2 separate regions of the Homo sapiens genome follow, and region 1 is linked to region 2. The links are chromatin loops, found by intact Hi-C in ENCODE. Cell type or tissue: tibial artery. All regions are shown on one strand. Links, peaks and the distances in the headings refer to the core of each region. The heading gives the core; the rest is flanking DNA. Region 1 has its middle 21 kb from the start of MIR34AHG. Region 2 overlaps H6PD (hexose-6-phosphate dehydrogenase/glucose 1-dehydrogenase).

Evidence for each region. Hi-C counts contacts between places; a loop is a spot of excess contacts. Peaks named below come from ENCODE experiments on the same cell type or tissue, not always from the same donor. Only the 100,000 strongest peaks of a DNase experiment are listed, where the experiment ranks them.
Region 1: it touches region 2 in a loop (3-fold over the local background); 2 of 110 quality-filtered maps call a loop at or near these places.

What each region holds. Positions count from the first base shown.
Region 1 is chr1:9,195,825-9,210,710 of GRCh38, reverse strand. No RefSeq gene overlaps it. Among named protein-coding and RNA genes, the nearest start is that of MIR34AHG, 21 kb to the right of the region's middle. RefSeq lists an enhancer at 12,164-12,684. In tibial artery, for the core only: a CTCF peak has its summit at 11,937 (motif pointing left); a DNase peak (open chromatin) is centred at 9,196; H3K4me3 peaks cover 1,990 bases; H3K27ac peaks cover 1,533 bases; H3K27me3 peaks cover 3,340 bases.
Region 2 is chr1:9,241,043-9,255,928 of GRCh38, reverse strand. It overlaps H6PD (hexose-6-phosphate dehydrogenase/glucose 1-dehydrogenase), which reads right to left. Exons shown (of 5, transcript NM_004285.4): 2 at 10,368-11,004; 3 at 8,846-8,963. The coding sequence starts at 10,994. LOC124903836 (a long non-coding RNA gene) reads left to right here and starts at 13,211. Exons shown (of 2, transcript XR_007065455.1): 1 at 13,211-13,373; 2 at 13,656-13,966. RefSeq lists enhancers at 2,903-3,462, 3,725-4,647, 5,572-6,495, 6,496-7,419, 14,449-14,886. In tibial artery, for the core only: a CTCF peak has its summit at 5,695 (motif pointing right); no DNase peak of the experiment used is centred there; H3K27ac peaks cover 4,266 bases.

The DNA.
Region 1 (14,886 bases), core at 4,343-12,342, 47 kb after region 2:
TTGTTTATTGATGCCAGGTGCTCTCCTGGGCACAGGTTGTTCATTGATGAGGGAAGCTGAGGAGGCCCTACCCTTACGGTGCTGTTTCTTTTTTCTTTTTTTTTTTTGGAGACAGGGTCTTCTTGCTCTATCACCCAGGCTGGAGTGTAGTGGCACAGTCATGATTCACTGCAGTCTCCACCTCCTGGGCTCAAGCAATTCTCCCACCTCAGGCTCCCGAGTAGCTGGGACCATAGGCACACACCACCATGCCCGGATGATTTTTTAATTTTTTTTTTGAGATGGAGCTTCACTCTTGTTGACCAGGCTGGAGTGCAATGGCGTAATCTCAGCTCACCGCAACCTCCACCTCCTGTGTTCAAGTGATTCTGCTGCCTCAGCCTCCCAAGTAGCTGGGATTACAGGCATGCGCCACCATGCCTGGCTAACTTTTTTGTATTTTAGTAGAGACGGGGTTTCTCCGTGTTAGTCAGGCTGGTCTCGAACTTCAGACCTCAGGTGATCTGCCTGCCTCAGCCTCCCAAAGTGCAGGGATTACAGGCGTGAGCCACCGCGCCCGGCCATTTTAATTTTTTTTTTTTTTTAATAGAGACAGAGTCTCACTATGTTGCCCAGGCTGGTTTTGAACTCCTGAGCTCAAGCAACCCTCTCAGCTCAGCCTTCCAAAGTATTGGGATTACTGGCGTGAGCCACCATGCCTGGCCTACAGGGCTGTGGCTGGCAGAGGCACACATGCATTGTTAGAGAAGCCAGAGACACACACACAGCAGATGCGGCGGACAGGGACTGGCTGGGAAGCGGGGTGGGGAGCAGAGATGGCTTCTAGAGAAGACATCAGATGGTGCCTGTCTGAGGAGGGAGCGCTGGGTTGACACCTGGAGGGGACAAGGGGCCAGGTGGACCTTGTGAAGAAACCAAAGGAAGCTCGACTTGCTGGAGCCGAGCAAGTGAAGGAGAAGGGGGCCCAGAGGAGGCTGTGGGCAGAGGACAGCGGGCAGCAATTGGACCTCTTAGCCCCATGGCCTTGGGGAGGGGTCTGCGCTTTATTCTAAGACAAGGGGCAGCTCTGAAGGGGGTAGAATTGCAGAGGGGTGGGCTGCCCAAGTCAGCCCATCCACCCAGCCTGCGTGTTGGGAACGGCAGCAGCAACTTCTGTGGGCCGTGGTCTGGGGAGCTGTCATGCGGGCTGTGGGAGGCCAACTGTCACTTAGGGGGGAATTAGAAGTCCCCCAGTGGGCCGGGCACAGTGGCTCACGCCTGTAATCCCAGCACTTTGGAGGCCAAAGAAGGCAGATTGCTTGAGGCCAGGAGTTCGAGACCAACCTGGCCAACATGGCGAAACTCTTTCTCTACAGATAATACAAAAATTTTCCGGGTGTAGTGGCAGGTGCCTGTAATTCCAGCTACTCAGAAGGCCGAGGCACATGTATCACTTGAGCCCAGGAAGCAGAGGTTGCAGTGAGCCGAGATCGCGCCCCGGTCCTCCAGCCTGGGACACAGAGTGAGACTCTGTTTCCAAAAAAAAAAAAAAAGGAAGTCCCCCCAGTGGTGCAGACCATAGGGTTGCCTGGAATTGGTGAACTATTCCACCAGGCACAGATGGAGAAGAAAGGGAACGTATGTCTTCCTTCCTTCATTTACAAATGTTTACGGAGTCCGACTGCATTCTGGGCACTGTCCTAGTGCTGGGACGACGCGGGGAAGAGACAGCCGACTTCTCTGCCTGGGGGACCATTGTGTTCTCATGCAGGGAGGCAAATAATAATAAATTCCTTAAATAATCATAACTAAATATTTAAACAATAATAACAATAATAAAATAATTATTGTGGGGTTTTTTTGTTTGTTTTTGTTTCTTGAGATGGAGTTTTGCTCTTATTGCCCAGGCTGGAGTGCTATGGCACAATCTCGGCTCACTGCAACCTCCGCCTTCCGGGTTCAAGCGATTCTCCCGCCTCAGTTTCCCGAGTAGCTGGGATTACAGGTATGCCCCACCACGCCCAGCTAATTTTGTATTTTTAGTAGAGATGGGGTTTCTCCATGTTGGTCAGGCTGGTCTCAAACTCCCAACTTCAGGTGATCCGCCCCCCTCGGTCTCCCAAAGTGCATTACAGGCATGAGCCACTGTGCCGGGCAATAATTACTGTTATTTTAACAATTATAAGCAATAAAGAATAAACAGGCGGGGCGTGGTGGCTCATGTCTGTAATCCCAGCACTTTTGGAGACCGAGGAGGGTGAATCACTTGAGGTCAGGAGTTCAAGACCAGCCTGGCCAACATGGTGAAACTAAAAATACAAAAAATTAGCCAAGCATGGTGGCATACACCTGTAATCCCAGCTACTCGGGAGGCTGAGGCAGGAGAATCGCTTGAACCCAGAAGGTGGAGGTTGCAGTGAGCCGAGATCGTGCCGCCTCACTCCAGCCTGCGTGACAGAGCAAGACTCCATCTCAAAAAAAGAATAAACAAATAAGTATAATGCCAGGTGCCGACACACATGCTTGGAAGAGAAAAAAGGCTGAGCGAGGGATGGGGTGAGAAGGAGCTGGGGTGCTGTCTTGAAGGAAGGACTCTGATAAGGGGACGTTTGGGGCTAGACCAAGGGATGTGGGCTCCATGTGCAGAGATGTTCATGGCTCATGTCATGACATGACATCCTATGCATGTCAGGGACCCCAGGAAGGCTTCCATGCAATGGAAATATTTTTCATTTGGCTGCAGGATCTGAAAATGCATCCTTCATTCCTTTGTAGTTAGTGTCTTCATTCTTCTGTTAAACAAGACTCCTTTGAGAAGAATCTCCACAGAAGTCAGTTACCCCCCAGCATCTTAGCAAAGACACAGGAACGATCTATGCGGTGCAAGCAAAACTTTAGTTTCATTCAGGGAAAAGGAGAAGCCAGCAAAGACTTCAATCAGCGTGGACTGAATTTGAATCTCTCCCCTGCTCTGCACATAGTAGGCACTCCACAAACGCGTATGAAATGAACAAGTCAGAAAACCCACAGTGTGCATATATAAGCTGGCCCACCTGATATTTGAACATTTATGGGTTTGCTAAATATCCCAAGAGCCAGATTGGGTGGATGGGAGGTTGCCAGCCCATGGCTGAGGATGCAGAAGCAAGAGGAAGAAAGAACACGACTGCTTTGGGTGGAAGGGAGTTTACGAATCATGACCTACGTTTGACTTTGTGATCTTCATAGCCTCACATGGCATTGCTTGGAGCAGAATGAACTCCATGCAGTGCAGTTATCAACATGAGCTATATAAGAGATTCAAGGCAGGGAAAACCTTCATCTTCTATTGATAATGAAAGCCGCCATCTTGTTCCCCTCCCTGTGAACTGTGGTTTTGTGTTGGTGGAGAAGAGGCCAAGCACATTGAGGTCATCAGAGAAGGCTTTACTCATCCGGAAAGAAGAGTCACTATGATGCATGCAACTGTCTCCAGTCCAGATGTTTTACCATCCAGAGGTCAGGGGACTTTTTATGATTTAAGACATGGGGACTCTCCTGAATAGAATGGCGATCTTGAGTTTATCTTGGCCAGCCCTCTTCTCCAGGCAGCACCATTTCCGGCCATTTAGGGGTTCTGCCTCATCCTTAAAAGGGAAAGACGGCCATGCAGTGGCTCATGCCTGGAATCCCAGCGCTTTGGGAGGCTGAGGCGGGCGGATTATCTGAAGTTGGGAGTTTGAGACCAGCCTGACCAACATGGAGAAACCCCATCTCCACTAAAAATACAAAATTAGCCAGCCATGGTGGTGCATGCCTGTAATCCCAGCTACTCAGGAGGCTGAGGCAGGAGAATTGCTTGAACCCGGGAGGCGGAGGTTGCAGTGAGCTGAGATCGCACCATTGCACTCTAGCCTGGGCAACAAGAGCAAAACTCCATCTCAAAAAAAAAAAAAAAAAAAAAAATAGGGAAAGACTGTGCGATTAACTTTAGAGGTAATATTTTAGAACAACTTCCAGACAGAACAGTTTCCCTAGGTTTAACCTAGTTTTCTCCTGCTGTTACTGAAAATAAAAGAGACAGTGGGATTGTTGCATATTAACCCCACAAAAGGGAGCCAAGGAAAAGAATGTAGCTGTATCTGCCTTCCACCCCTGTGTGTGCAAACTTCTCATCGCCACGACTGGAGGTGCAAACAGGAATTAGACTGCATGCATTTTTGAAAATCAAGACCTAAGTTGACAGGGGTATTTGCATGCCAAAGCTGTGAGGACTTAGGGGCTAAGAAGAAATCAAACATATGTTAGAATTAGCTCTTGAAGAAAGGGAAAGGATCATCAAGTTTGACAAAACATGGCTGGGAAAGGGGCGGTCAAAAGCAAAGACCTGCAACCTTGACAGTGTCCAAAAGGCTGCCAGTGTCCTTCAGTTTCTTTTTTCTTTTTGATTTAAAAATGAATGCTCATTTCCATTAATTATTGCCCCAAGAGACATTTTGTTAGTCACTCTGGCCAAGTTAGATGTGCAACAACAAGTTTCCTCCATTCTTTTTCTTTTTTTTTTCCTGGAGATGGGAGTCTCGCAGTGTTGGCCAGGCTGGTCTCTAACTCCTGGCCTCAAGGGATTCTCCCACCTCAGCCTCCCAAAGTGCTGGAATTGCAGGCATGAGCCACCATGCCCGCCATTCCCCATTCTTAGGATGACTTCCTGTGCTGATCCACACGAGTAAGTTTGGTGAGTTTCCCCTGTGTATGCAAAGGCAGTAGAGACCGTCTCTGGTAAAGACAGCAAAGGAGGATGCCCAAAGTTAGATCAGTACAGAGCACTCATCCAAAAATGCCCAATAAATATCAGCAAGAGACACAAATCAGAGACCTGGGTTGGATAGAAAATCAATGGCGTAAAGTGGAGACGGAGAAGAATCTGCAGCCCTGGCATGATTAAGCAGAAGCATGGAGAAGGGCACACATTCTGGAGCCAGATGGCCTAAATCCTGCCACCTACTAGCTATGTGACCCAAACCTCCTTGTGCCTCAGTTTCCTCAACTGTAAAATGGGGGTGATCCTGATAACACCTGCCTTGAGAGGGTTGTATGAGAATCAAATGTCAACACAAATGAAAAAAAAAAAAACTATAAAAGACCAAGCGCGAGGCCTGGTGCAGTGGCTCATGCCTGTAATCCCAGCACTTTGGGAGGCTGAGGCGGGCGGATCACCTGAGGTCGGGAGTTCGAGACCAGCCTGACCAACATGGAGAAACACTGTCTCTACTAAAAATACAAAATTAGCCAGGCGTGGTGGTGCATGCCCATAATCCCAGATACTCGGGAGGCTGAGGCAGGAGAATCACTTGAACCCGAGAGGCAGAGGTTGCAGTGAACGAGATCACGCCATTGCACTCCAGCCTGGGCGACAAGAACGAAACTCCGTCTCCAAAAAAAAAAAAAAAAAAAAGACCAAGCATTCTATAGATGTAGCTATTAACTTCTTATAACCAAAGGAGTCCATATTATAACCCTTCAAAAAATTGAGATGGGTGGGGGCCAGGCGCGGTGGCTCATGCCTGTAATCCCAGAACTTTGGGAGGCCAAGTCGGGTGGATCACGAGGTCAGGAGATTGAGACCATCCTGGCTAACATGGTGAAATCCCGTCTCTACTAAAAATACAAAACAATTAGCCGGGCGTGGTGGCGGGTGCCTGTAGTCCCAGCTACTCGGGAGGCTGAGTCAGGAGAATGGCGTGAACCCTCGATGGGGAGCTTGCCGTGAGCCGAGATCGCGCCACTGCACTCCAGCCTGGGCGACAGAGCAAGACTCCGTCTCAAAAAAAAAGAAAAAAAAATTGAGATGGGGTCGGTGGCCATCACATTTCACTGCTGTTTTCACATGAGACAGTTCTCATATGAAAATTTTTACTGGTTGATGTCGTGGATTGAAAGATGGCCCCAGAAAGAAATGTCCCGCTAGAAGTTGTGAATGTGACTTTATTTGGAAAAAGGGTCTTTGTAGATGTAATTAAGGATCTGGAGATGAGATCATCCTGCAGTAAGATGGGCCCTAAATCCAGTGACAAGTGTCTTTATGGGAAGAAGACACACAGAGGGGAAGACAAACACAGGGACTGGAGTGATGTGTGTACAAGCCAAGGAACACCAAGGATTGCTGGCCACTCCCAGAAGCTGGAGAGAGGCCTGGGACAGATTCTCCCTCTGATCCTCCAGAAGGAACCAACCCTGCGCATACCTTGAGTTTGGACTTTTGGCCTCCAGAACTGTAAGAGAATACATTTCTGTTGTTTTAAGCCACCAAGCTTGTGGTCAGTTGTTACGGCAGCCAGGGAAATGAATGCAGATGACATTCTGGGTTTCAAAATTGGAGGAGACTAAAGAAACGCTTGCTTTGGACTTCAACCCTGTGCCTGTTCTCTGCCTCTGGCTGCAAGAAGACAACTTGGTATTTTTCCCGGTTTCAGAGTTGAAATTCTTTGGCTTTGGTCTGCATATCATCTATCACATCATCTATGGAGAGGAAACTGAGTCACAGAGCAGAGAAGTGATTGTCAAGGTCACGTGAGGAAGCGGTAGAGGCCGACCACTTGCCCAAGAGGGTGCAATGACAGGTACAGTGAGAAAATCATAGGACAAAGAATCTGAAGACCCAAATTCTAATCCAGGCGCTGCATCCCACAGGCTAGGTGACCTTGGGTGACTAAGGCCCAGCCGTTTCTCACCTTTCCATTCTTCCATTCATGAAATGGAAGGACTGGGTTACATGCTCTGTGGGGTGCCTTCCCCACTATGACACCCCATGAGTCTGTGGTCTTCCCCCACCTCAGCCTGGGTGCAGCCAGGAGGAGGAGAAGGAAGACAGCCTGATCGAGGCTGGCCCTCGTCTCTGTCCGCCAGCACAGCGCAGGCTGCACAGCCTCACCTGTGTGCCAAAGTCCTCGAGGGAGGGCGGGTGAGGGCAGCCGCAAAACACTGTGCCCACGTTGGTTGTGGTGCACTGCAGCAGTGTGGCTGTGTCCCAAGCAGGATGCGGGCAGCAGAGCCTCCCCTCTCACTCCGTTTAGAAACAAGTCACACACTCCTGGTCTTACTTCAGTAATGAAATGTACATGGAATTGATGCAATTGGTCTTTCTGAACAGTTTATTTAGAAGGGGAGTTTTAGTCTCCCCGCTCAAACACACACACACACACACACACACACACTTCCTCCTTTATTTTCCTTTCTTGGGCTCTGAGTTTGTGATAAACTCAAAACCTGGAAATACCTACATTCCTGACCACCTTCTACCTCTCAGTATATCTATTCTGCCTAACCCCTTGTGGGTTATATTAGAATGCGCTATCTTAACCATATCTGCATTTAAAGTGCTTCTCTCTCCTGGAATTTTCTCAATTAAATCCCTACCTCAATCTTAAAGACTATTAACTTTCACAGAAGCAGGAACGGGAATTTTAAGAATCACAGACGTGTCAGGACAAAATTGACACTTAGTGGCAATCTTGAACATTTCATGTGCCTGACAATTTTTTAAATGGGGTTTTCTTGAAGGAAAACAAAAATAGAGATTTCCCAAACGGTTGAGAATTTGCCAGTGGATGGAGAGGAATTTTCCTCTTCTCTTCACCCCGGGTCTACCTCTGCCCTTCTTGATAAAGCAACGGTGTCAACTTGTCTGGTGCAAAGCAGACTGTCGGCTCATCACCTCTGCTCCTTCCTGGGCATCAGGCTGCAATTCTCAAACTTTTGAACAAGTCCCGCCTTCTCCAGAATTAAGGATTAAAGACTCTGCAGAGTCTCAATCTTCTGTTTTTGTTTTTGTTTTGTTTTGTTTTTTCAAGAAAAGCATCTTCAGGTGAACAAATCTGGGAGGTGGGGCAAAGCTTTGGACCTAGTTGTGTGAGAGCGTGGGGGAGGGAGGAGGCTCCGCGGAGAGGTGTCTCTATAGGAGTGAGCATCTTGCAGTGTCAGGGGTTTAAATTCAACCGGCGGGGGGCGGGTGCATGGTGGGGGAGACCATCCCTGCCTCCTGCAGCATTGACTCCCGGCACCATTTGGGTGCAGGGACCCAGCTGACACTTCTTATTTCGGGTCCTGCCTCTCCCGAAGCAGTCTGAACTTGCCAGCATCCAGGCAGGACGGCAGCAGCTGAGCAGAGGAGAGAGGTAACTTTCAGGGAGGGGTGTGTTGGTTTCTGGATGCTAGATCAGCTCATTGACACGCTCCTTGGATAGCCAGCAGAAAGATCCCCTTTCCTTTGGGTTTTAAAAAGCTTTCTCCCCTAAGAAGCCGGAGTCCTCTGCCTGCACTTTGCAGAAACTCTGGGCGCTAAGAACTCCATCCAGGTCCTTCCCCGTTGGCTTACCGGCACAGCACTGTGGGGAGAGCTGAGTCAGTTGCTCACAGGAGTAAATTTTTAGGAATAATTTTTTAAATTGCTGTTTGAATTCTTTTTTTTTTTAAAGATTGGGTTTCTTTCTCATGTTGGTTTTATGTTTGCACCTTGTATTTTAATTAAGCTACAAAGAGTATAAGTTTGTGGAGAAGATTTTGGTGGAGGTTTTACGATTAAAAAAAAAAACTACTCCATTGCAGTCCCGCTGCAGTCCCAGAAACCTGGTTTAACTGCAGAGGCTCTCACGGTACAGCCTGCTTCTCCTCTTTACCCTTGCCAGAGTCTGAGCGTCTGGTTCCCACCTGTCTGACTTCTCCAAGCCCCCCATCCCCATCTCCTTGCCCACCTACCCTCTGCGAAGGACCCCGGTAAGTTGGCTGATGTCGGTGACAGTGGGGTTTGAAGGAGAATTTGGACACTGCAGCTTTAAGAATGCCGTACTGCGAAATCTTTCTCCTTCAAGTGACTGCAGACCGCAGCAGCGGCAGAGGCAGCAGCGGCAGAGGCAGCAGCAGAAGGAGTCAGCTGGAGGAGGAGGAGGAGGAGGAGGAGGAGGAGGAGGAGGAAGGAGAGGAGGAGGGAAGGAGGGAAGGAGGGAGGGAAGGGGATGCAGCCCATTCTCAGGTCAGCTTGTTGGGTACCTCGGACCAGGGAGTGCTCAGCCCTGGGCAAATCCAAAGCACAATCAGGACGCTGACTTTGGGCTAGTTTCCCTCTCCCACATGCTGGGGGCGGAGACCCCGTGGACTTACTGATGAGTTGAGGCTTATTCCTTGCCTCAGTCGCGTGCCATCCTGCCGCGTGTGTTTGCGTCTGGTTAGCTGGCTCTCTCAGCCATGTGGAATTGGGCCGGAGAATGCGGGTCTGGTCTCTGTTGTGATCTTTCTCCAGCTTGGCTTGAAACCTGGGAACACTGACGCAGCCTTCATGGTCTTGTTCACTGGGGATGGAGGTTTTCTTCTTCCGGATTTACTGAGATGAGCTCTGGAGGGAAACTCGAATAGAATGATTAGTGGCCGCCGGGGCAGAGGCTGTAGCATTTAAGAAGGGGATGGACTGCTTCTGTGTTGGTAGCAGGTGTTGAATGATGGGAGCATTGGGTGCCAGGCAGAAGAGGAGGGGTCTCCATAAGGGGCTCGTCTAGATGGGACTGCACAAAAGCAGCAGGAAGCACACTTGGGACAGTGGCTCTTTCTGGGGAAGTACATAAGCAGCCTGAGACATGTGAGCTATGGTCTCTGGGACCCAGACTCCTATGCACCCAGCCAAAGGGCCTCCCCAAAGTCATTTGCTGCCTCAGTAGGTGCCGGCTGGAGGAGCTCCCAGGCTGGCACTGCTGAAGTGGCATTCCCTGACACGCAGAGCTCAGATCAGGTCTGCATGGGGGGCGACATTATACAGTGCCAACAGTGGCATCTGCCCAGGTGGTCCTGGGCACTGGAGGGCTGAGCTCCTTGTGATCCCTCCCAAAGCAAAAGGGTATCTTTTTACAAAGAAATTTTAGATCTCACCATAAATCACTCAAAGGATGTGCAGCAAACCTCTCAGATATAAGTTATCCAGGCAAGCCCCTGAAACAGCAGCTGGGCTTTTGGGAACGGCTGAGGCTGGTGGAGCCACATGACCCCTGTGGGTCCCTGCATTGTGTTCTGGTTCTCGCTATAGACAGGAGCCTGAATTGAAAGCTCGTGCTTAGAGAACCTGCCTGTACCGTGGCAGGAAGCTGCTGGCGTTGAAGCTCCCTGGGGCATGCAATGTGCTCATACCAAACACCTCAGTCATTTGGGGAAATTTGGGCTCATAGACAAATGTTTAATGAAGTCTTAGACCAAATCATCGCCTGGACTAGAAAAGCACTCTGCAGGCTGAACACAATTCCCTCCCCCAGAATTAGGAGCGACTTTCTACTGGCTGCTTTCGAAGTGCCCGTTCCCTCCTTGCAGCCCTGTCTCTTGCTCCATTTTAAAATACATTCCCTGTATATTGAAAACCATCTCTCCTTCTGTCCATCAATCTGCAGCAACTTAAATTTTCCAGACTAACGTGCTTGGCCACGAACGATTTTGAGCCCAGCACACCGAAACGAGTCATTGGGGTCCCACGCACTAGGGTCTTTTGAAGTCAGCATGGCAGGATGCTAAGGATGGAGACTCACCTGTGCAGCAGGCTGAACCGTAACCCATCCCAGCCTCTGACTCCCAACCCTGGAAGCTGCGAGGACCAGCTGTTTGTCTCTGGACTTTTTAGTTTGCCCTCATCCATGGGATGGAGGTATCTGTGACCTCTCCACCCGGGAGAGGGAGAGAACAGACCTGGCCTGCCCAGACACACTTTTCTCTTCTGGTGTCTCCCTTCCCAGCCTGGATGACAAACGAGTGTCCTTCCTGCCTGGAATTAGCCAAGGGAGAGGCCTGCTGGTTGAGGGCTGCAGAGCAAATGCCACTGTTGGCCCCCAGCACTCTGTCCCTGCCCACTGGTCTCTGGTTCCCTACGGGGAGGTCAAGGGAGACAGGAACTTCACAAATGGGTCCCGGGGAAGAGCAGATGACTCCAGTGGGGCTTGTGAAAGGAACTACACAGGATGAAATGAACAAGGGATGGCCGCCCTGGCCTCTACGGTCTTCATATGGCCAGAGGCCTCCTTCCCTCAGGCAGGCACTGTCTGGGCCAAAGCCACCACGGGGTGTTTGGGAAGAGGAGGTGCCAGCCGCTGAGGTGACATGAGACCCTCAGGGATGGGCAGGTGATGGAGGGATCTTAGCCTGGGACACCTTCATCTCTCAGGGAGCAGAACAGGGAAGCTGGCTGCTAAGTAGCTAGTAAGACAGGAGCGGACCTCGGACGGTGGGGGTTGCATTTCCCAGGCAGCAAATCCACTGCAGTGAATGAAATGATGCCCACCACACCACCCAGTCACCCCCATGTCAGATCCACTAGCTTTGGGGTTGCCCTTGTCCCTGCCCACGTGTCAAATCCCCACGGCCTTGTCTGTGACCCCACAGTAACATCTAGGGGGTTCCCCGGGCCTGGGTTGGGCTTGAAAGAGAATTCTGTCTTTCCATTCCCCCCAGGCCTCAGAGCAGGGTGCATTACAGCCCATCATCGTGGAGGGGAAAAAATGAGGCTAGAGTTGGTTTCAGAATTAGATGGGGGTGCATGACTAGAGGGTGATACAGAGGGGCGTACGTTTCGGACACCCTGTCCATGTCGTGGGCCAGGCTCTCCGGGACACCTCCCAATGCACCAGTGCTGACTCAGGGGTATTTCTCCGCTTGCTGCGCTCCCACCCTTTGCAACTGCCCCAGCCTTGGCCAGCCCAGCCCTTGCAGCCAGCTTCTCCCGGTCTCCTTGCGCAGGGGCAGTTAGAACCCAAGCTGCAGCAGGCCCTCCCCCGCCCTCCCCGCCCGCCTGCCCGCCTGCCCGCCGCCCGGGCCAAGTCAGCAGTGCTGAGCGCTGCGGGGCTGCAGCAGCAGCCGGCGATGCGGAGACCCTGCACCACTGCTCCGGGCGGCGCTCGCGTCCCGACGGCCACCTCCTGGCGGCTGCGCGCAGCCGGCGCCGAGATCCAGACGGACGCACGGTGCTGATTGGTGCAGTGAGTGAGTCTCCGGCTTTATTTAGACCACCGTTTCTTGACGACTGTACTTCATTGGAGTTGAGGGCTCGGAGCAGCAGGCAGCCTTCCCCGTGGGAAGGATGACAAATGGGGAGTGCTGCTTCTAGGTGCTCGTACCAACTGGCTTCGTGCGTCCTGGGATGGGCGGTGTTCACAGGCGCTTCGGGGCTGAGCGCCCACCAAGTGTGGCGCGCGCTTTTGGGAAACTCCGTGGAAGACCAGGACGGACCCCTGGAGGGTTAGGAAGACTTTGAGACCAGCCAGGGGAAGCCGTGTCCCGGGCCCTGACTGTGGATCTCCTACTCTGAACCACGGACTCCAGTTTGGAAGGCCAGGCTGCCTTTCGGATTGGGGGGTAAGGAAGGGATCCCCAGCTCAGGCAGCCTTTTGGGCTAGGGCAAGGGGACCTCTGGAACCACATTTTTGAATGCTCCCACCCATGATTTCTGGGACAGCTACTGGAGACAAATAGAGGCTCGAAGGTGTCGGGAGAAAGGCTGTGTTCCTGATGTCATGTAGTTGAACTTGGATGTGGAGGAAGTCCAGCTTCCCCTGCAGAGTAAAACCAAGCCAGCGAATGTGGGTGGGGGCCAGCAGCTGCCGACCCTCCTGGGTGATGTGATGGGCTTAGGTGGTAGGAGCCAGGGGCCTGGGGCCAGAGAGGGCAGCCCTAAGGGGGTCTAGACAGCACCTTCTGCCCAGAATGGCAGCCTTTGGTACAAGTCTTTATTTATGCCAGTGGCATGAAAATGTCGCCCGATGAATCCCCAGGGGCCCGTTCTTGGCAAAAGCCCTGTCTCCCAGCAAGATGGGAAGTGATGTCACATTGCACTCTCCAGCCCGCTCTTCTGGGGTTGTTCGAGTTGTGAGATGGTTCGGTGACTGATGCCTCTCATTGTCCCAGACCTTGTGCTTCCCCTGGGAGACCCTCCACCCTGGTGGTTGCTTTTTCCTGTCCCCATGCTTTAGCTTGAGCATCTCCACCGTGGAGGCTGCCCTTGGAGGCTGCACTGTGCTGGGAGGAGAGGGAGACTGGAGAGGGAGAGGAGGAGGAGATGGCAGGGGCAGTGGGGCCCTCAGAGCTGGTGCAGTACTGTGCTGATGTCATCACTTTTGGGGGCCTGCTGAGGCCTGTGGCTGCTCCAGAATCGACACCAGGAGCCTCTTGCTCAGCCTGGGACAGGCACAGCATTGCGGCTGCCAGTCTCCCTGACAAGGACAAGACCTGCACCTTCCAGGCAGAGCCAACTGGCCAGCTGAGGTCCTGCGACTCCTGCAGGGATGAAGGTATAAGGAAAAGGTGAGGGCCACGAGAACCGGCAATGGGACGCTGGCGGGGCTCACCTGGCAAATTGGCAGCACCAGACTCCGGAAGAGAGGGAGCAGAAGGGAGGCAGGCCGGGGACTGCAGAGAAAGGCGCCAAGGCACTGGCAAGATCCTAGCGCCTCAGATCCTGACCGTGGCACCTCCCCACCGACCATTTTCACTTTTCACCCAATGCAGTCGGTAGTTTGCTCTGCGCTTCTCATTCTCAGCAGTTCTGATTAAAGATCAGATCCCATTTTCCTTTTATGCCTTTAAACTTTAAGCCTGGCCACCCAAGACAAATGCTCTATTCAAAGCTGGAAGATACTTAGAAATCATCTGTTACAAGTCCCCAAGCTCAGCGATGAGGACAGTGAGGCCCAGAGATTAACCGACTTTCCCAAGGACACAGGAAGCTCAGGGCAGACCTGGGATTCCCTGGGACATGTGGGACACGGATGAGATCATCAGCGCTCAACCCATCAGGCATCCTGACTCAGATGCAGTAGGACAAGGTAAGGAAACTGGGGGCTGGGAGTTGACAGAGACCTGGCGCCCTGAGAACCATGGGAGGAACCAACGGCAGCAGGCAGTGTGCCTGGGCACTGAACGCTGCCTTCGAGTCGGTCTGCAGCACCTCTGATTGACAACTGTCACTGGGCAAAGTGCCAGGGGGAGAAAACATTCGGCTTCTTTTATGGTTCCTCTTCTTTTCGATTCTGGAAAATCAGGGGGCACTTGAGCCCGGCGGCTGCCTGTTAGGTTATGAGCGCTGTAATTTAGGCTTCCTCCATCAGAGGGCTCCCGACGACACGGGAAGGAAACCGAGCTGCTTCCCATGGGGCGCAGTGGTTTGCAGAATGGGGTTTTTCATTTTATTCGATCCCACGGGTTCAGGCAGAAAAGTTTTTCATTATTAGACTCATAGAAACAGAAAGTTCGCCGTTCGGCATTTGTGTCATCTCCTAGGTCATCCCACATTCCATTTTCACAATACAGAGTGTGCGCTGTGGCTTCTGCTGCTGGCTCTCATTTCTTAGGGTAGGCCTGATTAGTCATGTGTGCATCTGTTATCTGAGGAAATGTAGCAATTTTCCCAGGAGGGGCCGGCCATCCTTCAACAGGGGGGCTAAGGAGAGGTGACGGCGGCCCACCAGCAACGATGAACTCAGCATTCTGATCCAGCTGCAAGATCTTGAAGCCAACCTTGGGTTTCAAGTCAGGCCTGGCGCCCACGTCTTGCCTGGGGAATGCTACTGATTGGCAGCACGAACCCAGACAGGAGCCCTCATGGATCAGCCACTGCGGCTGGGTCGCATCCTTCCCCCTCCAGCCTTTCCCTTTGGGATCTATCTCTGTGTCCTTGTTCGGGACTTGCTGTTCACAGTCTCAGTGCACTTTTGTGTCCAGTGAGTTCCCTCTTTTCTCTCAAATGGTTCCACTTGTATAATGCATACTAATGACCTTCAGCTACTCAGAGATGAATTGCTGCGGTTATCCAGAAGACAGCCCATTTTCTTGTACCAGGAGATGACCTCTCTTCTGCATGGTAAAATAGAGATCACACGGTGTCACACTAGAGGGTGGTGCTCTGGCTTAGGC
Region 2 (14,886 bases), core at 2,429-10,428:
CAGAACGGTGTGAAGTTGAGTGGCGTGGGCACCACTGGCCTTTAGAAACAGAGCACAATGAAGAAGCCGGCTGAGCTTCTGGAAGGAGGGGTCTAGGGCAAAGCTCAGAGATTCCAATGCCTACCGGGGCCAGCAAAAGCGAAAAGGATGGAGTAAGGCTGGTGTCCCTCAGAGGTACAGTTAAGTACCTCAGGTGCATTCAGGTGGTGCCTCACAGGAGTGTGGGCCCAGGGTGACCAAATCTTCCAATTCTCCTTTTCGGGAGAATGTAAAAAGACAATTCTTCCCTTCCCCTGCAATAATAGAACAGGAAAATCAGGAATATCTTGCATTTGAAAGGGACCTAAGGCCTGGCACAGTGGCTTATGCTTGTAATCCCAGCACTTTGGGAGGCTGAGGTGGGCAGATCTCCTGAGTCCAGGAGTTCAAGACCAGCCTAGGCAACATGGCAAAACCCCATCTCTACAAAAAATACAAAAATTAGCTGGGCATGGTGAAATACACCTGTGGTCCCAGCTACTTGGGAGGCTGAGGTGGGAGGATCACTTAAGCCTAGGAGGTCGAGGCTGCAGTGGGCTATGATTGCACCACTGCACTCCAGCCAGGGCGACAGATAAAGACCCTGTCTCCAAAAATAAAAAATAAAAAATAAATAAATAAATAAGAGTTATTGGCCTCAAACAGTTAAACAGAGTCATGATCCTCCAGCAACCCCACTCCTGGGTTTATACTCAAGAGAAATAAAAATGCAGGTCCACACAAAAGCTTGTACATGAATGCTCATTGCAGCATTATATATAACAGCCAAAAAGTAGAGGCAACCCAAATGTCCACTAACTGGTGACTGGATAAATTATGGTATATCTATACAATAAGATATTATTCAGCAGTAAAAAGAAATGAAGTGCTGGTACATGCTAGAACATGGGTGAACTCTGAACTCAGGATGCTAACTGATGGAAACCACACACCGTATGATCCTATATGTACAAAATATCCAGAACAGGCAACCCCGCAGAGAGAATGCATTTCTGTGGTTGCCAGGAGCTGGGGAGAGGGGGAAATTGTGGGATGACAACGAAGGGGTACAGGGCTTCCTTTGCCGTGATGAACATGTCCTAAAATTGATTGTGGTACTGACACACAACTCTGTGAATACACGAAAGCTCACTGGCCTGTCCACCTTAACTGGGTAAAGTGTAGTAGGATTTGTGAGTTACAGCTCAATAAAACTTTTTAAAAAAGGTTTTAGAACAGGGAAGCAGAAGCACGAAAGAGGTACTTCAGGAAGATGAAGCTGTCTGCGACCTCCAAGATGAACAGGATGGGACTGGTGGTAGTGAAATCAGTGAGGCAGCCTTTGCTGCCATCAAAGGAAGTAACAAAGGTAGGAGGGAACGAAGTCACAGTGAACTGCAAAGAAGTTATTATAGCAGATGAATACAAACTACTTGGTGACTGGCTGGATCCTTGAATGGTGGTACAGAGCTGTGATCTGGAGTGTGGTCTCTGGAGCCAGGCTGCTCCAGTTTATTTTATCTTATTTTATCTTATCTTATTTTGTTTTATTTTATTGGAGATGGAGTCTCCCCATTACCCAGGCTGCAGTGCAGTGGCGCGATCTTGGCTCACTGTAACCTTCGCCTCCTGGGTTCAAGCAATTCTCCTGCCTCAGCCTCCCGAGTAGCTGGGATTACAGGCACAAACTACCATGCCTGGATAATTTTTGTATTTTTAGTGGAGATGGGGTTTCACCATTTGACCAGGCTGGTCTTGAACGCCTGACCTCAAGTGATCCACCCGTCTCGGCCTCCCAAAGTGCTGGGATTACAGGTATAAGCCCCCGTGCCCAGCCTGCCCCGGTTTAAATACCGGCTCTGCCATCTTTCAGCCCTGTGATCTCCAGCAACTGACATCACCTCACATACGAACAAGCAACAATCCCCGCACCTCCCTTACAGGGCTTCTGTGGGCCTGAAGGAGTTAATATCCACACAGGGCTTGGAACAGTGGCTAGCACACAGGAAACACTGATAAAGACTGGTTGGAATTTTTCTTATGACAGATGCTGTAAGAGAAGGGCTACCAGCCTGGTCACTCAGAGAGCACTGTTCCCATTTGAAATAAAGAGGTTAGAAAACACAGTTGGTATTTCATGAGAAAAATGCAGTGATGGTTTTCATTCTAAATCTGCTGAATCTGAAGGGATGGTGCAACACCCCATGAAATGATCTAAAAGGCGGCTGGAGGTATAAACTAGGGCCTGGGGAGACAACGCACACTGGAGATAAACTGGATTTCATCAAACCTGAAATGCCATCAGTGGCGGAAGCATCGCTGTTTTATAACCCCTAAGAAAGAAAAGGGTTTCCAGTTCCACTATGTCACCCTATTAAGGATAAACCCAACTTCAGAGACGTCCAAATATGAAAAAAATGTCTTCCAATCAATGAATTACAGTGGATTTATATGTCAACAGCATACTTAAAGCTTTAAAAACAGATGAATTTTTGATGAAGGGAACACAACAGAGTCCCTAAAAGCCCTGTTATCTGCTTACTATTCATTAATGTAGCGAATCCCTAAGCGGCCCCTTTCCTATTTTTATCCTCTCTCAATTCTCAAAAAGAATGCATTCCACGGGTTTACTACCTGCTGGGTAAAAGAGAGCTTCCTTTATTCCTTAATTTCAAGCTTCAGGGGGTGCGCCTGTGTTTAACACGGCCTGTAGATTTATGGACTTTGCCTGGTTGGCTCCGTCTTTTCAGAGTTTAATGCAGTGACTGGGACTGTGGCCTGGCACCTCCCTGGGAAGAGGCCATGCAGCTGAGTGCAAGGACAGGAGGCGAGGGGCTGGCCCTCCTGCTGATGTTGATCTTTTCTAGTTACTGCCCGTTATTGTGGACTGATTTCTCCTAAAAATGATCTATATTGGCTCCTAGTGTATTTTCCCGGGTTGAAAGTTGAGGGTTGAAACCCATCAGTATATGAAAAGGATAGAGAAAAGCACAACCAGGGTGGACACTGGGAGGAAAGACCCCCTGTAAACTTGGCTCCCACCTGTGCACATCCAGAGCTCGTCCAAGGTCAGAGGATGACAAAGCAGGGGGGCCATGGCTGTGCCCGCCAGCTGTGCTGCTCAGACTCATAACAGAGAGTAACAGCTAGAAAGCACTTCTCCCCTTTGGCCCCGTCATTCTACTGCCGAAGTATATACTTAAAGGGAATATGTTTTTTAAAATGCTCATAAATGTTCTCGAATTAGATAGTAGTTGCATAACTTTGTAAATATACTAAAAACCACTTAATTTTATATTTTAAAAGCGTAAATTTTGTGGTATGTGCATTGTATCTCAATTTTAAAAAAAGCTCACAAAGTACCATCTAAGATAGAAGCCGGGGAGGTGGGGCACTCCTGTAGTCTCAGCTATTTGGGAGGTTAAAGCAAGAGAGGATCACTTGAGACCAGGCGTTCAAGACCAGCCTGGGTAACATAACAAGACTCCAAGATAATAATAATAAAATAGCAAAAAACTAGAAACAACCAAAAAGCTTAATAAAAGAGTTTATAACACATATTCTGTGGTATGAACAGAACTGAACAGAAATATAAATATTAAAAGGTATATGTTGTGCAGACTGCTAATACATAGAGATTTAAGTATGTATACAACTGTGTATGTATATGTGAGAGAGAAATATGACATAAAGAATGGACATAAAAGTATGACAGATCAATTACAGGATTTATATAATAATCCAATATAAGTCACGTGGAACTCAGACACACTGCAAGAACACTGCCGCTGCCTCTCCTTGCAAACTTGGAAGAACAACAACACTTCCATTTGTAACGTATTTCCGTGTGCATTATCTGATTTAATCCTTAGAACTACCCGAGAGAGAGAGGTGCCGGGGCTATCAGCATTGTATAGATGTGCGCTGAAGGTCACAGCCTTCAGAACCGGGACCAGAAACCCCTTCCTCGTTGCTTCCACATTGTGGGAAATCCAGGTTTTCTCAACAAAAATAGATTAAAAAAAAAAAAAAAAGACAACTAAGAGCCAGCTGCAATCCCCATCAACACCTTCTGGGATTACTAAAAATAAAAAGAGGTGAGGGCCAAGGAGAGCACAGTGTGCTTGCTGGTGCTCTCTCTGGACAGGAGATCCGGCAGCTGCCCTGGGCTCACCTTGCAGACAGCTCTGCAGAGGGGGCGGGAAGGGGAACCGGCCCTGCTGAGTGAGCTCCTGGCCCCTTCTGGCACACCAGGCTGGAAGGCGGGACAGCTGGTGTGTGCCTGGAAGGACCCTGGATGCCCTGGTCCCTCGGTGAGAGGCACTGAACGGTCACTCCAGCCCTCAGAGGTGGGCAAGCATCAGGCTCCTTTCCCCCATGTCAGGACAGGGACCCTCCCAGCAGTGATGTCCTCAGGAAGTCTCCCTCCTTCTTTCTAACAACAACAACAACAACAACAACAACAACAACAACAGCAGGCCTTCTACACAGAGGGGAAACTAGGGCAGCAAGGAGACTGGCCCTGAGTGCGTTCCAGCAGGGAGGCCAACTGCTGAGGGCCTGGCCAGCTGGGGAGGCTGTGGAGCTCAGTGGTTAGAGGCTCAGGCTCTGAGGTGCCAAGACCTCAGTTCCAATTCCAGCACTCCCGACAGAAAAGGCAGCCGGACCCAGACAGCTGAACACAGCCCATTAATCACATGGGCCCGCCTGTCTGCAGAGCCCTCCCGATGCCATGATGAGGGCCAGCCAGGGTCATCTCTGGGATGAAGGAGGCTCAGTGACTCTCCTTTTATGGCCCATGCTGCTTCGAGACCCCAGCCAGGGTACCCAGGGGGGCTGTGACTCTCAGGGGCTCACGGACTGGGACGCACAGGAGGAGCACCCCAGGTCAGGCTGAGAGGGAGCTGGGAACCAGATCGCGTCTTCCTTTCCTCCTCCCCACCCCCTCCGGCCTGTGCAGCAGCCTTGACTCTGCAGCAAACTCCTCTGGGCCAGAGGCTGCAGCAGGAAAAAAAAACAACACTCACCCAGCATGGAGGATGGAGGGGAGGGAGCCGGGGAAGCCGGCTTCCACCCACTTAGATGTGTGTGATGCGGGTGGGGGAAGACATCCAAACGACCTTGCAGCTCAGAAGTCCCTTTCCCGGGGCCTGCAGCAGCTCTGGACCGGGAATGCTCCATTTCCCAGGCCTGGCTTGCAGCCCCTCCCTTCCCAGCACTCAGGGTGCTGGCTTCGGTTACGCAGGTGCCACTCCTGCCTAGGAGTCAGCTAGGGTTGCACCACTGCAGGGGTGGAGAGCAGCTGGGATCCACCAGAACCCTTGGCAGGGCAGAGGACAGGGTAGGGAGTGAGGGAGAATGGCCTGTGGTATGTGTGGGGTGGGGAGTGGGAGAGAATGGCCTGTGGTGTGTGTGGGGTGGGGAGTGGGGGAGAATGGCCTGCGGTGTGTGTAGGGTGGGGAGTGGGGGAGAATGGCCTGCGGTGTGTGTGGGGTAGGGAGTGGGGGAGAATGGCCTGCGGTGTGTGTGGGGTGGGGAGTGGGGGAGAATGGCCTGCCGTGCACTTTGACCCCTCTGATTAGCAGTCAGACCGCGGGCTCCGAATCCTGCCTTGGAAACATTCTGCCCATGCTGAGCCCCACTGCAGCAGCACTCGCCTGCCAAGTCCACCAAGCTCCAGTAGGAGGCAGCATTTACTCCTGCCTGTTTCCCGCCCTCACCCGGGACAGCAGTGGCAGCCTAGGCCTTGCTGTGCTGGGCACAGGGCTCCTGGCCATGCTGGGGTGTGCTGCAGGTCTGCGGTGCCTGTCCCCTCTTTCCAGTCTGAACCACAGGTGGGAGGCCCCTGAAGGACTGGCTCCAAAGCAGGACTCAGAGAGGACAGCACAGAGCAGTGCTTGGGCCAGCAGGGCTGTACCAGGCCACCTTCCTGGAATGCAGAAAGAATGTGTCCCCTGGCACGCAGGCACACAAAATTGAGAGAGGCAGCAAGCAAGCTCATTCTGTTGCCAAAGCACCCTGTGTCCAAGGCCCACTTGCTGGGGGGCTGGGCTCAGCAGCAGGCTGTCCCTCCCTGCTACGAGCTATCAAGGACCTGTTTGTAAATGGCAGGTAAACAAGCCAACCAGTGAGGGCCAAACCCCAGGACAGTTGCAGTCCTGCTGGCCACCTCTGACAAGGAACGTGGACTGAACTAGCCCCACTCTGGTCTCACCGCGACAGGCTGCAAGCCTCCAGGACTAGTGGATCTCCCACTGCCTGTCCTGCGCTGAGGCTCCCTTTGCCCCTGGGCTGAAGGTACAGGGCCCAGCTGTACTAAAGGCCTTGGACTCTGGAGCTTAGGAGCGGCGGACCCTCCCCTAGAGCCCCATATGGCAGGCAAGGCTGGGCCTCCTTTAGTCCCTGCAGCTGTGACAACAGGGCTCCAGGTGCCTCTCCCTCCTGGACCTTGAGGACAGCCAGCCCAGGCTGTTGTGTTGCTGTTCAAACCCAACATCCTCAGACTGTCCCGGCAAACAGACCTGCCCAGAGCTCCACCTGTCTGTCTTTCATATCTTCCGTGTTTCTTTCTTCAAAATCCAAAAGTACCTTTGCTAGGATAATCGGGCCTGCAATCTGCCTGGTCCCTGGCTCCATGGGACCTACAAACAACCCACAAATGACACCACATACCAAGAAGGAAACAGGGTGGGAGGGCTGGAAGAACTAAGAGGCAACAGTACCAACAGGTAACTCCAGACATCATGGCTCTTCCCCAGCCCAGGGCGGAGATAGGAAGGAGTTGCCAGAAAGGGGAGAGGAGTCTCCCAGCCTCGCTGGGGATGGGGCCAAGTCCAGGTAGAGAAGGGCAAGCGCCGGCCCGCTGGCTTCAGCAGGGGCAGGACCCCCTCCAATTCTGCTCTAGGCTCTCTGCACCAGGTGCAGCTCACTTCTCTGAAGATGAAGCAGGCATAGGCCCAGCACACGTGCCTGCTGGGAGATCAGGCACAGACAGGCACGGGGGGCAACCCACGGCCAGCGCCCTGGCTGAGGACTGGGAGGGAAATTTGGAAGGGCTGGAGGACGATTCCCTGAGACCCATGAAGGCTCACTGCAGGGGGTAGGGCCTCTTTTCTGCTGTGGGTTCTGAAGTAGAGAAACCCAGTGCCTTCTCGAACCCAGCAATGTCCTTCAAGGCCTGGCTTGGGAAGTCCTGCCTGGCCTCCCGCCCACCCCCCACATTGTCCCCCCACCACGCTGCCTGCCTGCAACACCCATCACCCATTTTGTTTTCTTTTTCAGAGACGGAGGCTCACTATGCTCCCCAGGCTGGTGTCCAACTACTGAGCTCAAATGATCCTCCCGCCTCTGCCCCCGAGTAGCTGGGACTACGGGTGTACCACTGCGCCCAGCTCCATTTTGGAGTTTGTCCCACCAGCCAGTGTGATGAGATCATCACCCCCCACAGCACCCGTGAATCTGGGCAGTATTAGGGAGCCATATCTGAGAGGCTGAGTTTTGTACCTCACTGTGGCACCTCGGCCCCGCAGAGAGCTTCTGGCACTAAATACACATTCAGAGAGGAAGGGAGAAGCAGCTGAAGAGAAACCAAGGGGCGGGGGAAAGAAAAAGAGAAAATGGCCCAGAGAAAGAGCAAGGGAGAGAGAAAAAGAGGAGAAACCTCCTGGCCCATCCCTGGGTCCAGGGCTCTGGGCCCTGCCCTGTGGCGGGCACGCACTGCGGGGGCTGGGGGGGCAGTGGCCTCGGGTGCTCCCGCTGCAGCTGCAGAAAGCGGCCGCGGGGATGAGCTGGCCACTGACGCAGCGCTGGCAGCACAGCGCAGCGGCGCCAGGCCTGAGTGCTGGGGCCAGACTGTTGCCCCCAGGATCAGGCTCCACCGCCTTCTACTGTGGGGCTGTGGGCTCGCCACCATCTTCATCTGTAAGGAGGCTAGTAACAGCGCCCACCTCACCTGGCGGCTGGGGACTGGGGACACAGTAAACTTCAGCTCTTATCGTTACTGGGCAAGAGCCAGTGCTTTACATCTTCACGGTCAATGCTCCAAAACTTTGCTACCATCACAGAATGCCAGCTAAGGGACCTTAGCTGTCCTCACCGACAGGACATGCTCATCTCACAGCTGCAAGGAGTGACATGCTGAGGCCACCCAGCTGAAGGCAGCGGTGGGCATGACGCAGGGCCCCCGCCTCCCGGGTGTATACTCAGTGTGTCTGAGGTGTGTGGCAGTGCGGGAGAGGCGGTGTCCTCCTGGAGCCTACAGGCTGGCAGAAGAGACAGGGTGGACAAGGACGAGGCAAGGGTAACACTGTGCAGGGCAGGGGAGGGAGGTGTGTGGCGCCGTGAGGGTGAGGGGAGTGGGCCTGCAGGGCTCAGAAAGTCTTCCTGGAGGGCCATGGAGCTGAGAACTAACAAGCGAGAGAGGGGTCAGAAGGTGAGGGGGACGCGAGGGGGAGTGCCCCAGGCAGGGGGCGCCACGGCTGCAAGCACCACAGTCGGGGAAGCCCTCACGCAGTTCCCATGGTCTCCACGCACTCAAAAACTTGGGGGACCTCAGGGAGACTCCAGCCTCTACCGCGTGCCAGTGGTTTCCCGCCTCTGTGCCAGGCCTACTTCTCTGGACCATACGCTCCTCATGGGCAGCAATGGCTACTTGGGCTTTGCAGCCGGCACCCTGGGGTTTAGCCCGGTTCAGAGCTAGGCACACGGCAGGCTCGAAGGGAGACCACACACCCACAGAAAACCTCCCTCTGAGAAGCGCCCCATGCCTCACCGCAGACAGCGGGCAGGCAGAGGCTGGGGGACCGAGTGCGCAGGGCCACTCACACACCTTCAGCATCCACGGTCTCTTTCATGATGATCTCCACCCGCTCCACATGGTGCCGGTTCCAGAGGCCGTCCAAAGCCTTGCGGTTCTGGTCTCGGAAAGGCAGGATCTGCGCCACAGCCTGTCGGGGGGGGAAGACTGGGCGTGCTGCAGGATACTCTCACGATGAAGGAGGAACCCTGACTCCCGGGAAGGGCTCTGACCTTTCTATTCCCTGCTCAGAGCAGAAGATGCCCTCTGAGCAGTAGTTCTGGACTTCACGATCTCACAGGCCAGTAAAGGTTCCAAAAACTTGCAAGTGACCTCCAAAGGGTTACCAGATTTGTATTTTGCCAAGAAAAAAAGTTAGAATTACCTATCTTCTATTACAATCAATTTTTAATAAAATAAAGATAGGTTTAACACCAAAAATGTAGCAAAGAAAAGCTCTGAATTGAGCACATTCTGTATTTCTTCTCATCTTGCCATAAACAAGTGAAAACCTCCCCAGGACTGGCCCAGTTCTGAGGACCCCTATTTAGGAATCCTACTATGGGCAACTCCAGGCAGGGTGGGATGGAAGGCCATGTCTCTGTCCTCAACAACTGCCTATGCCCACCCGCACCACGTACCAGAACACAGGGCTGCTGCACTCTCTGCCAGGGTTCCTGGGGCAGGATGCCCCCAAGGGCCTCCAAGGCATTTTGAGTGAACTGGTCAACGGACATGTGTCACCCAGGAGGTTAACCCATGCTCCTGCCCAGGACTTAAGGTCCTACTGCTCCCTGGTTTAAGCTCTTGTTGCCAACCTTCTGGCTCAAAACAGAACTCAGGAAGAAAAACATTTTGAAAAAAGGTAGATGGGGCAGGGTGCGGTGGCTCACGCCTGTAATCCCAGCACTTTGGGAGGCCGAAGTGAGCGGATCACTTGAAGTCAGGATTTTGAGACCAGCCTGGCCAACATGGTGAAAACCCATTTCTACTAAAAATGCAAAAAATTAGCCGGGCATGGTGATGCGCGCCTGTACTCCGAGCTACTTGGGAGGCTGAGGCGGGAGAATTGCTGGAACCCAGGAGGCGGAGGTTGCAGTGAGCCGAGATCATGCCACTGCACTCCAGCCTGGTGACAGAGCAGACTCTGTCTAAAAAAAAAAAAAAGGTGGATGGGTGCAGGAGAAGAGAGCTCATTCTGATTCCCACAGCACACCCAACAGGAAGCCAGATCCAGACACCAGAGTTGCTGAGCCACCGCTACAGGGGATGCAGGGCAACCGTGAGAAGCCAGAGCCCAGACTGGGAAACAACGAGAACGGGGGCTTTGCAAAGGACAAAAGAGGCCAGACACATGGACAAGGACCCAACAGTCCTGCCCTGCTGCTGTCTTTCCTTTACCCGCTCGCCTCCTGCCCACCTTCAAGGAGACCATGGGAGCTCTGAGTTCACAATGCCTTGGGGCCTAGCTCCACAATGAGCGAGCGGCTTTGTTGCTGGGGTCTACCAGCGCCCAGCTCACCCTAGCCCTGGCAGGCTCCATGCTGATGCTCACCTGCTTGCCTAAGTAATGGTCCACCCGGTACATCTCCTCCTCCTGGAAAAAGGTCCCGAGTTCTGTGGCCAGCTGCTGGGCTGAGAAGTGGTCATGGCCAAAGGGTTTCTCAAGGACAACCCGCAGCCAGGCGCCCGGGCCTGGCCGGCAGCTACTGTTGATGTTGCGGGCAATGTCTTCATAGGCGAAGGGTGGCACTGAGAAGTAGAAGATCCTGCCAGCCTCCCGGAGGCCTGCGTGCTGGAGCTGTGCCTCGATGTCCTTGTTCAGGGCCTGATAGTCCTCGGCCGTCTTCAGTTGGCGGTACTGGCTCAGCTGCAGGAACTGATCCTTGTGCTCTGCACAGTGACTGGGTGCCATGTCCTTGGGGCAGGAGAGGGATTCCAGGGCCTTGGCCATGAGCTCTTGACCCTGCTTGGGGGCTGTCAGAGCAGCTCCATGGAAGCTAAAACTGTGACCCCTCCCCGCTTCATCCAGGTACAGCTGGAACAGTCCCTGCCATAAGTACTTCTTAGCCAGGTCCCCAGTTGCTCCCAGCAGGATTATGGAGACATGTCCCTGGAGCTCCTGGGCTTGCAGGCAGCCCAGAAGGGCCAAGCACATCGCCACTATGAGCATATTCCACATGCCTGGGTGCCTGGGGTGCAAAGAGAGACAGACGAGGAACAAGGAAGGATCAGACATGGTTCAGGTGGCTACGATGTGGAAACAAACACTTCCTGCCTGGCAAGAAACCACCACGTGTTTCTTAAGAAAATGTTATAAGCCCACAGCTTGTCCCTCCCTCCTGACAGCTTGGCTTCTGTTCCAGGAAGTCAGTGGGTAGGGAGCCTGCCCTGTAGACAGGGACTCTGCCTGGGAAAGTTAGAGACCACTTGCTAGAGATGAACCACTTTGCTGCCAGGAGCATAGGAAAGCGGCAAAGGCCACCAGGGAGGGCCGCAGGCCTGGGAGTGGAGCTGTCCATTTTATGACCAAGGCCAGTCTCTTCTAGGAGCACAGGTCACCCGGACAAGCAGGGCAGCCCCAGCCTAGGTATAGTGGCAGGTCCTCAGGCGACAGTTGGAACAGTGAGAGGGCAGGACCACCTCCTCTCACTTGCCTCTTCTCCATGTCCACTGGGCTCCAACTACCAAGTGATGACTAATAACTGCTACAGCATAGTGACAGAAAACATGGACTCCAGACTAACTGCCTGAGTTTGAATCCCAGCTCAACCCCTTAGTAAGTGCACAATTATTTAACCTGGCTGTACCTCAGTTTTCTCACCTGAAATGGGGGTAATAGCGGTACCTACAGCACAGAGTTGTTATAAGGATAAAAGGAGTTCATGCTTATAATGAGCTGAGGCCTGTACCTATCACCTATTAAGCACCGAGTGGTAGGTGTCATCCTGGAAGAGTGATACCAGCAAATGATTAGTGCTGGCACTAAGTACTTATGTGTATTAGAGCTCAATGAATCCAGACAAGAATCCTGAAAGAACCACATGGGGTTCTGTGACAGTCCTCCCATTCTGCAAATGGAAAAGCTGAGGCTCAGGTCAATGAAGGTCCCAGGGTAAGAAAGCAGGGGAGCTGGGACTGACTGTGCAGCCACTGCATGACATGCCCAATGACCTCTCCAGCACCGCTATAGAGGGGACCAAATCTGCCTCTTGACCCTGACGTCAGACCCCCCCTCCCACCGCCCCCGCCTCTTCCTCATCTCTCTCAAAATTCATGTCCAAGAGGGTCCTAGTGAGTGACCAACCCAAGGTGAGGACCAACAACAGTGTCTGGGCCAGTGGCTACAACCTCTCCCAGGTAAGCAAACCACCTGGGCTAGTGTTCAGCCTAAACTGAGGCACTCACATGCATGAGAAGTAGAGGCCTAAGGTGGGTCACAAACACACCAAGTATTTGTTTGTTCTGCCCTTCTGTTCTAACCAAGGTTGTAGGGCTTCCTGCACTGAATTCTTCCTCCACAGCTCTCTGGCTCTCTAGCTTCCAACCAAGGCCAGTGTTGGAGGGAAAGGAAGAAGGAAGTGAGGGGGAAAGTCATCACGGCCGGCATGCCCATGGGAACTAGTCAGAAATCCACGGTGGAAATGGGGCTCAGCCTGCAGGTGGGAGCAGTGACGAAGGAACTGAATGGCTGATTTAGCGCCTATTATATGTCAGGCATTTACCAGGTAAAGGATTAACAAAATCTTTAACAACTTTAGGAAGCCATAATCTGGTAATACAAATGGAGAAGTTGAGGTTTAAAGAGATAACTTACAAAAGTCCCCACAGAACCAGCCCAATGACCTCTCCACCATCCCTATACAGAGGGCACCAATCTGCCTCTTGACCCTGACGTCAGACCCCCTCCTCCCACCACCCCCTCTGCCTCTTCCTCATCTCTCTCAAGATCCATCTCCAAGAGGGTCCTAGTGAGGGACCAACCCAAGGTGAGGACCCAACCACAGTGTCTGAGCCAGTGTCTACAGGACACACGACGCGTCCATCACTGGAGCTTTAACTAGAGGATCAGGGCCACACGGGTGGCTCCCCAGCCTTCCTCTCCCACTCTCCCTGTATCTGCCCTCACCCCTAAATACACACACGGACCACAGGACCATTCTGCTTTTTCCTCCTGCTTTCCAGTCCCTGTCCTTGGCCCTTCAAGCGTTTTTTCCTCAACCGGCAATCGCTCGTCTGGAGAGAAGGAGAAGCTGCAAGGTCAGTGCAGGAGAGAGGCAGCAAGAAATCTGAAGCCCAGAGAACAGCCTGGAGAAGGAGGAGCCGCCAGCTGGCAGGCTGCGCTTCAGAGCTGCTGATCGGATCCTGGTAGCCAGGGCTCTGGACGTGCCTGGTACAAAGGGAGGAGCTAAGCCTCCAGAGTCCTGGCATGGGCAGGTGGGGGAGCCCCAAGGGCCAGCACCTCTGCCCCCACCCCAGAAGACTGCAGACAGCTGTGACGGATGGCCACCTGGCCTGAACTGACTCCTGGCCCTCTCTTTAATCCTGTTCTGACTCTGAGGTTTGCCACAGTCCTCCCTGACCAGTCCTGTTGTGGGTCCCCGGTTCTGAGGTTGGCCTCCCTTATCTGTTATGTTGCCAGCACTCCTTTAAACAAATCCAAGATATTGGGTATTACAACATGATTGCTTACTCTGTGGTTGCAAAACAACTAAAAAACAACTCTTTCCTAAATGGGTGGGGGTAGTATGTGTGGGTATTTTTTTTTTTATGTTTTTTTAACCTTTACAGTGTTTCTCAAACTTTAATGAGCATTTGAATTTCCTGGGGATCTTTTTAAAAGGACATTCTGATGCAGAAGGAAGAGGACCTGAAGTGCTGACAGCTGGTCCAAGAGCACACTTTGAGTAGTGAGACTCCGGAATACTGAGCAGCGAGCACCAGAGCAGCAGTTCTCATCAAAGGAGGGCATCAGAACAAACACGCGGTCCTCGCCTCCTGCTCCCTTTCTCAAGACAGAGACATTCTGATCCAGTAGGTGTAGGGTGGGTCCTAACACAGGTGTTTCGAAACAGTCTCAAATGGTTTCATGCGCCCATCCCCTTGTAAAAACTGGTTGTTCCTGAATCCAATAATAATACCTATGTTAACCAAGTAGTCGGCGTGTGCCAGATGACTTAAACGCACCTTTCCAATCATTCCTCACAACAGTCTTGTGGAGGAGGTTCTGTGAGGAGTCTCATTCTACAGACGAGGAAACTGGGAGGTGAAGGAAACTGTCAAGCCACAAAGCCTGGACCCTCAGTCACGATGCTAAACAGCTTCCTTTGTCAAGCAGAAGAAGGAAGCATTGGGGTCCAAGGACCTGGGCTCAAGACCACTGCCTAACTTCGTGATCTAATTAAGTCAGCTAATTAGGCCAGGCACAGTGGCTCATGCCTATAATCCCGGCACTCTGGGAGGCCAAGGCAGGAGGATCACTTGAGCCCAGGACTTCCAGACCAGCCTGGGCAACACAGCGAGACCCCCATCTCTACAAAAAATATTTAAAAACTAGCTGGGCGTGGTGGCACATGTCTGTAGTCTCAGCTACTCAGGAGGCTGAGGACTGCTTGAGCCCGAGAGGTCCAGGCTGCAGTGAGCCATGATCGCACCACTGCACTCCAGCCTGGTGACAGAGCAAGATCCTGTCTCAAAAAAAGTAAATAAATAAAATAAATAAATAAATCAGCTAATTAAATCAGGGAGATGCCCTCCACCTTTCCATAAGGGTGGGTAGGTGATTAGAGCCTTAGCATCCACATTTCTTCATCTACAAAACAGGGCAAATACCATCAACCCAAGGTGGGGGTGGGGGGAGGGGCAGTGAAGACTGAGATGATACATTTGACAAAAATGCTATACAAATGTTAATTAATTAATTAAATGCAAAGTTCCTCCTGGCCCCCAAGGGTAGTATACCATTGCTCTCAGGAAAAACATTGTGAACCTCCCTCCTCTCCTGGGGCTACAGAGCCAGGCCCTGCAGACAGCACTGGAGAACCAACCCTGGTTCCTAACTCAACACTCCCGAC